Regions from separate parts of the Homo sapiens genome. Here region 2 is linked to region 1. A link is a loop called in an ENCODE intact Hi-C map of the cell type or tissue named here. Cell type or tissue: CD4-positive, alpha-beta T cell. All regions are shown on one strand. Each heading gives the region's core, and the rest is flanking DNA. Links, peaks and the distances in the headings are about the cores only.

Region 1 (5,509 bases), core at 1,392-3,891:
CTTCTGTGATTCTGAGATCCGATGCCTTAACTAAGGGCATTCTGGGCTGTCAGGAAGGGGTGGTGTTGACTGGAGTTACTTGAGTCTTGCTGAAGGAGGCTTGACTTCAGATGATAAAATTCAGACAGACAGAGAAAGAAGAATGTGGGGAGGACTCTAGGATAGGAAGAAAATTCAAGCACGGATGAAATAGGAGTCACCATGCGATATTCAGGAGACATTGAGGGGACATTGAGATATTCAGGATGAATCGTTATTTACTGAAGGAGCCTGTGGTAAATAAGAGGTTTTTCTCTATGTGGAGGCACTAGAGCCAGGGGAATCCACGTTCAGCTAGATCATTGAGTTCTGAATCTTCCCTCTCCAAAACCCCTGTTAGCTCCACACATTCCAAAGCTCTGAAATGAAACAGCTACAGAATCTTTCTCTCCCTTTCCCTGCCTTGACTACTGCCAATCAGGGCAGGCATTCTTGCAAATACTTTATAATTGAAGGAGGAAAACAATGCCCTGGCTCCAAAGTGGCATTGAGGACACAAGCTGTGACTAGTTTCTGATTTTCCTCCCTGTTGGGTGGGCTTGAGTCATTGATGTGGTCCATGTGGCTGCTGCCCTACCCTCATCTTTACTGTTGCCTGGGAGGTGGCAGGAGAATCTTCTATGAGTGAGGAAAATATCACCCTCCGCCTGTGCCTTATTGGATACAGTTGGGTCCTGTGGCCACTAATGGCTGCAAGGGAAGCTGGCAAAGGGGGCTTGGGAGGGAGGGGCCGACACAGCTGCCACTGGTTTGAGCCAATTACGATTCATGTCCTGGGACTGGAAATAATGAGGCCAAACAAAGCAGAGATTCTGCCATCAGACAGCAGAGGGGTGGCTTTCGCAGAAAGGTCAGTGGGGCAGGCAGGTCTTTTCCCGGCACCTGCTATGTGCACAAATAATGACAATGAGGCTGAGCAGTGAAAGGACCTGCCTGGGGTCACAGAGCAAGCACAACTCCAGAGCACACCACCTCCAGGCTGGGCGCTGTCTTTTCTCCTGTGATCCCAGCACAGTGGACCAAGTGCTGGTGGCTCAATGTAAATTTCAAGGCCCCAGGAACTCCTTCACTGAAGATACTCATAGTTTTTAACCCTTACTATGCATCAGAATAACTTGTGGAACTTGCAAAAACTCATGAATGTCCAGACTTCATTCCCTGAAGTTCAGATTCAATTGGTCTGCAGTAGGCCCCGGGCAGCCTCCTTTGCAAAGCTTCCCAGGTATAATGGTGTTCTACTCTCCCCAGTTATTCAATGAAACACAAACTTAGGTGTTTCTATGAAGGTATTTTGTAGATGAAATTAAAACCCCAAATCAGTTGACTTTAAGTAAGGGAGAGTATCCTAGACCAGCAGTCCCCAACCGTTTTGGCACTGGTCACCAGTTCCATGCAAGAAAATTTTTCCGTAGATGGGGTGGGGTGCGAGGGGATGGTTTCAGGATGATTCAAGCATGTTTCATTTATTGTGCATCTTTCTTTCTATTATTATTACATACTCACCATAATGTAGAATCAGTGGGAGCCCTGAGCTTGTCTTCCTGCAACTAGATGGTCCCTTCTGGGGGTGATGGGAGGCAAGGACAGATCATCAGGCATTAGATTCTCATAAGGAGCCTGAAGCCTAGATCCCTTGCATGTGTAGTTCACAGTAGGGTTTGCGATCCTGTGAGAATCCAATGCCACTGATCTCACAGGCAATCAGATCCTAACAGGCCATGGACTGGTACCAGTCTGTGGCCCAGGGGCTGGGGACCCCTGTCCTAGACAATCCAGATGGGCCTGATTCAATGCATCAGAAGGCCTTAGAAGCAAAGCTGAGGCGTCCTTGATGAAGAAGAAATGTCATGGTGGACAGCAGCATCAGCTGGTGTCTGTGAGTTCCAGCCTGTCCTTCCTGATGATCAGCCTGCCCTATGGATTTCAGACTTGCCTCGTCACACCTCGCAATTAAGCCAATTCCGTGCAAAAAATCTCGAATTATACATCTCTCACGGGTTCTGCTGAGAACCAGGGAGTTATTCAGTAGTTGTTAAGCCAAAGGGCATCAGAATAAAATAACACAAGGTCAAATCTCATCTCTTCTCCCTGCGACCTTCGTGGCTGCAGTTCCTTCAGCTATAAAGTGGGGATCTCGGTGTTCGGTGCACAGGCATCCTGTGAAGGGTAACTGCTCTCAGGAGTGTGTACGTTCACTACACATCAGGACTGAGTGATGGCAGCTGCTCTTATACTGCTAGGCTATTCTGGGCCATGAGCAAATAAATGTTCAGACAAAAAATGCGGCTGGTGTTCCCTCACCATTGCTTGACATCTAAAGTTTAGGGCCTTGGAGTGACCTAATCCGGCTTCCCCCAGCTTGCTCCCGCAGTAGGCAAGAGGGCGCCTGCGCACACACAGACACGTGGACGCTGCACCCCAGCAGGTGCAGGACACCGAGGCGGCCGCCCAGCTCCGGTCATGAAAGCAGCCAGGAGTTCCATCGGTCACCCATCATCGCTCTCCTGGGAGTTTTAATAGGTGTTTTGGTTACAGGACTCCAGGTCTCGCTGCTCACTTGGTGAGTCGTGGCGGTCCTGCCGGCCCTGCTGCCGCCGCACTCGGTTTCGGGGCTGCGGCTCGGCTCCGCACCGCGCGGCGTGGACGCGCTCCTCCCGGGGGCTCCCGCGCCTCCCACCAGCGCCTCCCGGCGAGCTGGCTCGGCCTCCAGCCTGGCGAAGCAGTGCCCTCTGGCGGCCACGCACTGCAGCAGCGGCTCGCTCGGCAAGACGGAGGCCGAAACCTGAAACCGGCTCTGGGCCCTGATTTCTTTCTAAGCCACTGTTTTTTGACTTGGAAATCCATAAGAAATCCAAAATTGTAGGTTTTTCTCTTTTTTTATGAAACAATTTTTGTATTTTCCACAGACAATAAATTAGATGTTTCTGTTCCTGGTAGTGCCCAATGTGAGGATGGATACATTTAGCACCTGCACATGTGAAGGTGACCCGACATTAAAAGTAGGGAAACTCCGTGTGGATTTCGGTGATGAGCTACACGTTCACAAAACCACCCTTGATAGTCATTTCCACAACTTCCAGTCCTGAGAACTGGTCACTCCAGCAGGTTTAAGGTAATAATCTGTGGGTCAAAGTTAAGTCAAAGTTAAGCCTTGGATACGCAGAGAGGAGCCGCCTCTTTGTCTATTTACCTTGTCACTAGCCATCCGCGTATGGACCTCAGCCCCTCGTGTCACCCCTCTGGGTCTCCGTCTCCTAACCTAGGAAAGAAGAGGGTTAAAATAGAGCCTCTTCAGCGTTTGCATTTAGGATCCAAGGGCTAGTCATTCTGGAATAGTCATTCATTCAGCAAATACCACGTGTCAAGTGGAGAGGGTTCAGGTTCACCAGGGAGCAAACCTGTGCGTTCCCGGATGTTAAATTGTAGCAAGGGAGAAAGGTACTAAGCAATAAACCTAAAGATGACACAGTGTGTTAGAAGGTGAGAATGAACGCCAGGTGGAAACTGGCACAGGTGTGGGACTCGAGAGTGGTAGCCCAGGGAAAGGCTGAGGGAGAGGCAGTTTCAGATGACGGAATCAGGCCAGGACTCTGAAAAGTGTCCTTTGAGCAAAGACCTGTAGAAGGGCATGAGAAAACCACAGGGTCTTTCTGAAGAAGAGACTTCCAGGCAGAAGGAAGCCTGCAGAGGCCCGAGGTGAGAGCGGTCCGTTAAACTTGCGGACCAAGGAGAAAGCCTGTGTGGCTGAATCAGAGTGGCTGAAGAGTAGCGATGGCTGGGGAGGCTAGGAGGTCACAAGAGATGGTTACACAGAACCTGCTGGGCCACCGCAAAGGATTTGCCTTTGACTCTGAAAGAAACGGGGCCATTGGAGGTTTTGAGCAGAGGAGCGGCACGATCTGCCTGATGTTTTCACAGGTCTGTCTTAGCCTGCTCGGGCTGCCATACATAACAAAATGCCATAGACTGGGTAACTTACACAGCAAACATTTCCTCACAGCTCTGGAGGCTAGAAAGTCCAAGAAAGTCCGGTGAGGAGGCTGGGCGCTGTGACTCACGCCTGTAACCCCAGCACTTTGGGAGGCTGAGGCAGGTGGATCACTAGGTCAGGAGTTCGAGACCAGCCTGGCCAATATAGTGAAACCCCATCTCTACTAAAAATACAAAAATTAGCTGGGTGTGGTGGCACGTGCCTGTACTCCCAGCTACTCGGGAGGCTGAGGCAGGAAAATCACTTGAACCCAGGAGGTGGAAGTTGCAGTGTGCCGAGATCACGCCATTGCACTCTAGCCTGGTGACAGAGCGAGACTCCATCTCAGAAAAAAAAAATCAAAAAGGCCTCCATCTCAAAAACAACAACATAAAAAAAAAGAAAAAGTCTGGTGAGGGTCCTCTTTCTGGCTTGCACACGGCTGGCCACCTGCCCACTGTGTCTTCACATGGTAGAGAGAGAAAGTAATGCCTGGTGTCTTCTTCCTCTTCCCATAAGGGCACTAATCCCATCATGCAGCTCCGCCTGTGTGACCTCATCCAAATCTAATAATCTCCCACAGGCCCCACCTCCAAATACCATCACACTGGAGGCTGGGGCTTCAACATACGAACTTGGGGGAGATTCAAGTGTTCAGCCCTTAACAAGGTCACCCAGGCTACTGTATGAGCTACTGTAGATCACAAGGGTGGGCGGAGATGGGGGCAGGAAAAGCAGGAAACCACAGTGAGCATCGAGGCGAGGGTGGTGGCTGTGGCTTGGGCTGGTTTGGTAGTAGTGGAGACGGTGAGGAATGGTCAGATTCTGGAGAGACTTTGAAAGCAGAGACCACAGGATTTCCCAACAGGTTGAATGCAGAATGTGAAAGGAAAAAGAAGTAAAGGATGATTAAGTCTGAACGAAGTAACTGGAAGCTGTTATTGAGAGGGGAAATTGACATGGGTGGGGCAGAGATCTGCAGGGGGGCCAGATATTTCATTTGGGACATGTTGATAAACTTTAAGACATCTGTTTGTGAAGAGAGAGAAGTGAATGTGCAAAGTTCAGGAGATTCAGGGGACAGTTGTTGCTAGAGATAATTTTCATCCTATAAAGAACGTGGGTTCTAGAGTCAGGCGGATTTGTGCTCAAATCTCAGTCCTGTTACTTACTGTCTATGTCAGCCTGAAACAATGTCTTAACTTCTCTGAACCTTGTTATTCAATATTTATATTTTCAGCTCCTCATGTGTCAGGCACTGTACCAGGTACTGGGATTGAAAAAATAAGCAAAGTCCCTGTGCTCATGGACTCTACACTGGTCAAACAGGGATGAGAATGAATGTCCACTTAGTGTTCATTGAATGAATAAAGCGTATAAACTGCCTCAGGCACTCAGTATAGTGATTTGCCCAGTAAATAGCTGCTCTCACCACGCTTTCCTTGCTTTCTACCCATTGGAGGACAATTTGTGTTGCATACTCGGACTGACAAGTAAAGA
Region 2 (4,573 bases), core at 1,439-3,938, 220 kb before region 1:
ACAACAACCTTTGAGGTAGGCATTATCATAGTCCTCATTTGTATATCTAAGTAGTCTCAAAGATATTATGCAGTTGTCCCCAAATCATCTAGCTATTGAGTAGTAAAATCAGGAATCAAATCTTGGGCTGAGATGCTTTTCTCCTCTTGATACATAACATGAAGTGTGACACAGACTATAAAAGATAATGGTCTATAGCATCTTAATGCCTAAATGCATGTATGCTTTTTTTTTTTTTTTTAAGATGGAGTCTTGCTCTGTCGCCCAGGCTGCAGTGCAGTGGCTCAGTCTCGGCTCACTGCAACCTCTGTCTCCCGGACTCAAGAAATTCTCCTGCCTCAACCTCCCTAGTAGCTGGGACTACAGGCACACGCCGCCAAGCCGGCGTGTATTTCAGTCGAGACAGGGTTTCACTGTGTTGCCCAGACTGGTTGCAACTCCTGAGCTCAGGCAATCCGGCTGCCTCAGCCTCCCAAAGTGCTGGGATTACAGGCACGAGCCACTGCGCCCGGCCACATATATGCTCTTCATTATCTGTTAAATATTCCATGGCCATGCTCTGCTCTTCCTGAGTCTGCTAAGTCTTCTATACTTCATGTCCACTGATAAGACATTTCAAAGTGCCTTGAAACAAAATGCAGCAACTTGCTTTTACCAGTCTATTGTTTCTACCTGACTTGAGGCAGAATGCTTGCCATTCACCAGGTATTCATCAATTCATTCAACAAATATTTACTGAGCTTTTATCATATCGCAGGCACTGTGCTTTCAGTTTTTCTAAGGGTGTCTGTGGACACATACACAAGATAAACAGCCAATATATGTACAATTTTCCACTTGTTCTTTCCAATTAATACTCTGATTGCCACCAAATCTAATACCTTCCAGCCAGCTTAGATACAGACAGAGGTATGATTTGCCTGATATAGCTTCCCTTTTGGGAGACAGTTCCTCGTGAATGGGTACACAGCTCACTCACTGGTGGAACTTGAGAGGATTTGAGATGGTGTGTTGGTTAGTAAATACTGCCTGGACTTATGTCGAGAGAATGTTATTTCCTTCAAAATTTTCATTCAATAATTCCGATTACATAAAAAGAGTGTCATCGTTTGGGGCTAGTGTTATGTTTAAACTCTTCATAACTTGATAATCTCTCTTTTTAGCAGAGAGAAAACTTCAGGCTCAGAAACTTAAGTGGGGAACTTTAGTTAAAATTTAATATATTTTTTCATAGCATTTATTTTTAGTGTTACCTTTTTCATAGTGAGTGAAATGTGGTTACATTTCCACATCGAATATGGATTACAGTTTCTTTCATAAATTATTCACATATAAAAGTCAGTCTTTATTTAAAATGATGAAGCGTATGAGGGTTGGGGTTTCGTGATATGCCGTAAATTACAGAGGTAGGACAGAAATCACTGACATTGGGGAAAACTCATAGGCAGAGAAAGCAGTGGATTGATCAGCAGCAGCCTATTTCTAGGCCGGGTTGTGTGACTTTGAAGATATCATTGAATCTTGTAGCTCATCATCTTCACCTGTAAAATGCGGGGTTGGATGAGATCTATAGTGCAACATTTTTCTGTCCCCAACCCCCTGGGGACAGAAAATTCCCACTGCACAGGGGAACCTTACTACTGCAAGGATGGCAGACTAGGAATTAGAAGGTTAGCAGGAAATGTGTAGTTATTTCAGGTTCCCCAGGCTTCCACTCCCAAGTGTTCACGTTAAGAACATGCTTAGGGGTTGAGAATCACCAGACAAGTTCATCTCTAAGGCCTCTTCCAATTCTAAAACCACAAGAAGCTCTGATTTTACATATAAATGTGCATGCACAGATATCAAGGACATTTGGTAGCTGTGAGAAGAAAATATGCCTATAATTTTTCCTAAGAAGGAAGAATTATTTAAAATAATGATACGTCTGCTTCTTCAGGGGAAAGGTGTACATGGGAAAAACTCCAGGAGAGAAATGCTTTTTGCTGGGTTGATTAAAACTTGAGCTCTGTTAGTCAATGAGAATATGACTTATCTGGCAAAACTATCAGATTACAGAAATGTTATTTGTGTATATGTGTGCCAGAGATATTGGAGGTTCAGTTCCAGACCACCAGAATAAAGCAAATATGACAATATAGTGAGTTTTTTAGTTATCCAAGGCATATAAAAGTTATGTTTATGTTACACTATAGTCTATTAAGTGTGCAATAATACACTTATATCTAAAAATAATGTATATACCTTAATATAAAAATTGTAAATGCTTAATTGCTAAAAATGCTTACAATCATCTGAGCCTTCAGTGAGTCATAATCTTTTTGCTGGAGGAGGGTCTTGTCTCGATGTTGGTGACTGCTAATGGATCAGGGTGATGGTTGCTAAAGCTTGCGGTGGCTATGGCACTTTCTTAAAATAAGACAACAACGAAGTTTGCCACATTGATGTACTCTTCTTTTCACGAAAGATCTCCATAGCATATGATGTGGTTTGATAGCATTTTACACAGAGTAGAACTTCTTTCAAAACTAGAGCCAATCCTCTCAAGCTCTGCAGCTGCTTTATCCACTAAGTTTATGAAATATTCAAAATCCTTTGTTGTCATTTCAACAATGTTCACCGCGTCTTCGCCAGGAGTAGATTCCATCTCAAGAAGCCGCTTTTTTGGCTTATCCATAAGAAACAACTTGGCCGGGCACTGTGGCTCATGTCTGTAATCCCAGCACTTTGGGAGGCCGAGGCAGGTGGATCACCCGAGATCAGGAGTTCGAGAGACCAGCCTGACCAACATGGTGAAACCCTGTCTCTACTAAAAATACAAAAATTAGCCGGGCATGGTGGCAGGCGCCTGTAATCCCAGCTTCTCGGGAGGCTGAGACAGGAGAATCTCTTGAACCCAGGAGGTGGAGGTTGCAGTGAGCCAAGATCGCGCCACTGCACTCCAGCCTGGGTGACAGAGCGAGACTCTGTCTCAAAAAAAAAAAGAAGCAACTCCTCATCTGTTCATCTGTTCAAGTTTGATCATGAGATAGCAGCAATTTAGTCCCATTTTCAGGTTCCACTTCTAATTTTAGTTCTCTCGCTATTTCCACCACATCTGCAGTTACTTCTCCACTCAAGTCTTGACCCCCTCGATGTCATCCCAACTTCTTCCAAACTCCTGTGAATACTGATATTCTGACCTTCTTCCATGAATGACAAATGTTCTTAATGGAATCCAGAATGGTGAATTCTTACCAGAGGATTTTCAATGTACTTTGCCCAGATCCATCAGAGGAATCACTATCCATGGCAGCTATATCCTTATAAAAACTCCAGCCTGGGTGACAGAGCTGAGTTTCAAAAAAAAAGAAATGTATTTCTTAAATAAAAGGATATGAAAGTCAAAATTAGTCCTTGATCCATGGGCTGCAGAATGGATGTTGTGCTAGCAAGCATTAAAACAACATTAATCTCCTTGTACATCTCCATCAGAGACCTTGAGTGACTAGGTACATTGTCAATGAGCAGTGACCTTTGAAAGGAATCTGTTTTTCTGAGCACTATTTTTTTAAAGCCCAACAATGGGCTTAAAATAGTCAGTAAACCATGCTATAAACAGATATGCTGTCACAGGCAGAGTAGATTTGGCAAATTCTTAAGGGCCCTACAATTTTCAGAACGGTAAATAAACACTGGGTTCAACTTTAAGATACCAGCTACATAAGCCCCTAACAGGAAAATCAGCCTGTCATTTGAAGATTCAAAGCCAGGTACCGGGTTCTCCTCTGTAACTAGAGTCCTAGATGGCATCTTCTTCCTATAGAAAGCTGTTATGTCTACATTGAAAATCTGTTGTTTAGTGTAGCTGCCTTCAACAATGATCCTAGCTAGATCTCCTAGATGACCTGTTGCAGCTTCTACATCAGCACTCACTGCTTCACCTTGCACTTTTATGTTCCAGAAACAGCTTCTTTCATTAAACTTCATGAACCAACCTCTGGTAGCTTCCAACTTTTCTTCTGCAGCTTCCTCACCTCTCTCAGCCTTCATAGAACTGAAGAGAGTTAGGACCTTGCTCAGGATCAGGCTTTGGCTTAACGCAATGTTGTGGCTGGTTTGACCTTCTATCCGGACCACTCAAACTTTCTCGGTATCAGTAATGAGGCTCCTTAGCTTTCTTACCATTCACGTGTTCACCGGAATAGCACTTCTCATTCCCTTCAACAACATTTCTTTTGCTTTCAAAACTTGGTTAACTGTCGCTAGAGACCCAGCCTTCAGTTTATCTCAGCTTTCGGTCTATTTCAGCTTTCAACATGCCTTCCTCACTAAGCTTAATCATTTCTAGCTTTCTATTTAAGGTGAGAAATGTGCAACTTTTCCTTTCACTTCAACACTTAGAGGCCATTGTGGGGTTATTAACTGACCTAATTTCAATATTGTTGTGTCTCAGGGAATAGGGAGGTCCAAGGAGAGGAAGAGAGACAGGGAACCACAGGTAGGTGGAGCAGTCAGAACACACATATTTATTGAATAAATTTGCCTTCTTATATGGGTGCAGTTTGTGGCTCCCCCAAACAATTACAATAGT

Evidence for each region. Peaks named below come from ENCODE experiments on the same cell type or tissue, not always from the same donor. Only the 100,000 strongest peaks of a DNase experiment are listed, where the experiment ranks them.
Region 2: a loop joins it to region 1, with 5 times the contacts of the local background. A loop is called at or near these places in 1 of 110 quality-filtered maps.

What each region holds. Positions count from the first base shown.
Region 1 is chr6:148,557,202-148,562,710 of GRCh38, reverse strand. No RefSeq gene overlaps it. Among named protein-coding and RNA genes, the nearest start is that of UST, 190 kb to the left of the region's middle. RefSeq lists a silencer at 2,685-2,864. In CD4-positive, alpha-beta T cell, for the core only: a CTCF peak has its summit at 2,790 (motif pointing left); a DNase peak (open chromatin) is centred at 2,750; H3K4me3 peaks cover 291 bases.
Region 2 is chr6:148,780,869-148,785,441 of GRCh38, reverse strand. All of the region lies in intron 1 of UST (uronyl 2-sulfotransferase), which reads right to left. Among named protein-coding and RNA genes, the nearest start is that of UST, 36 kb to the right of the region's middle. RefSeq lists an enhancer at 3,967-4,036. In CD4-positive, alpha-beta T cell, for the core only: no CTCF peak of the experiment used is centred there; no DNase peak of the experiment used is centred there; H3K4me3 peaks cover 69 bases; H3K27ac peaks cover 210 bases.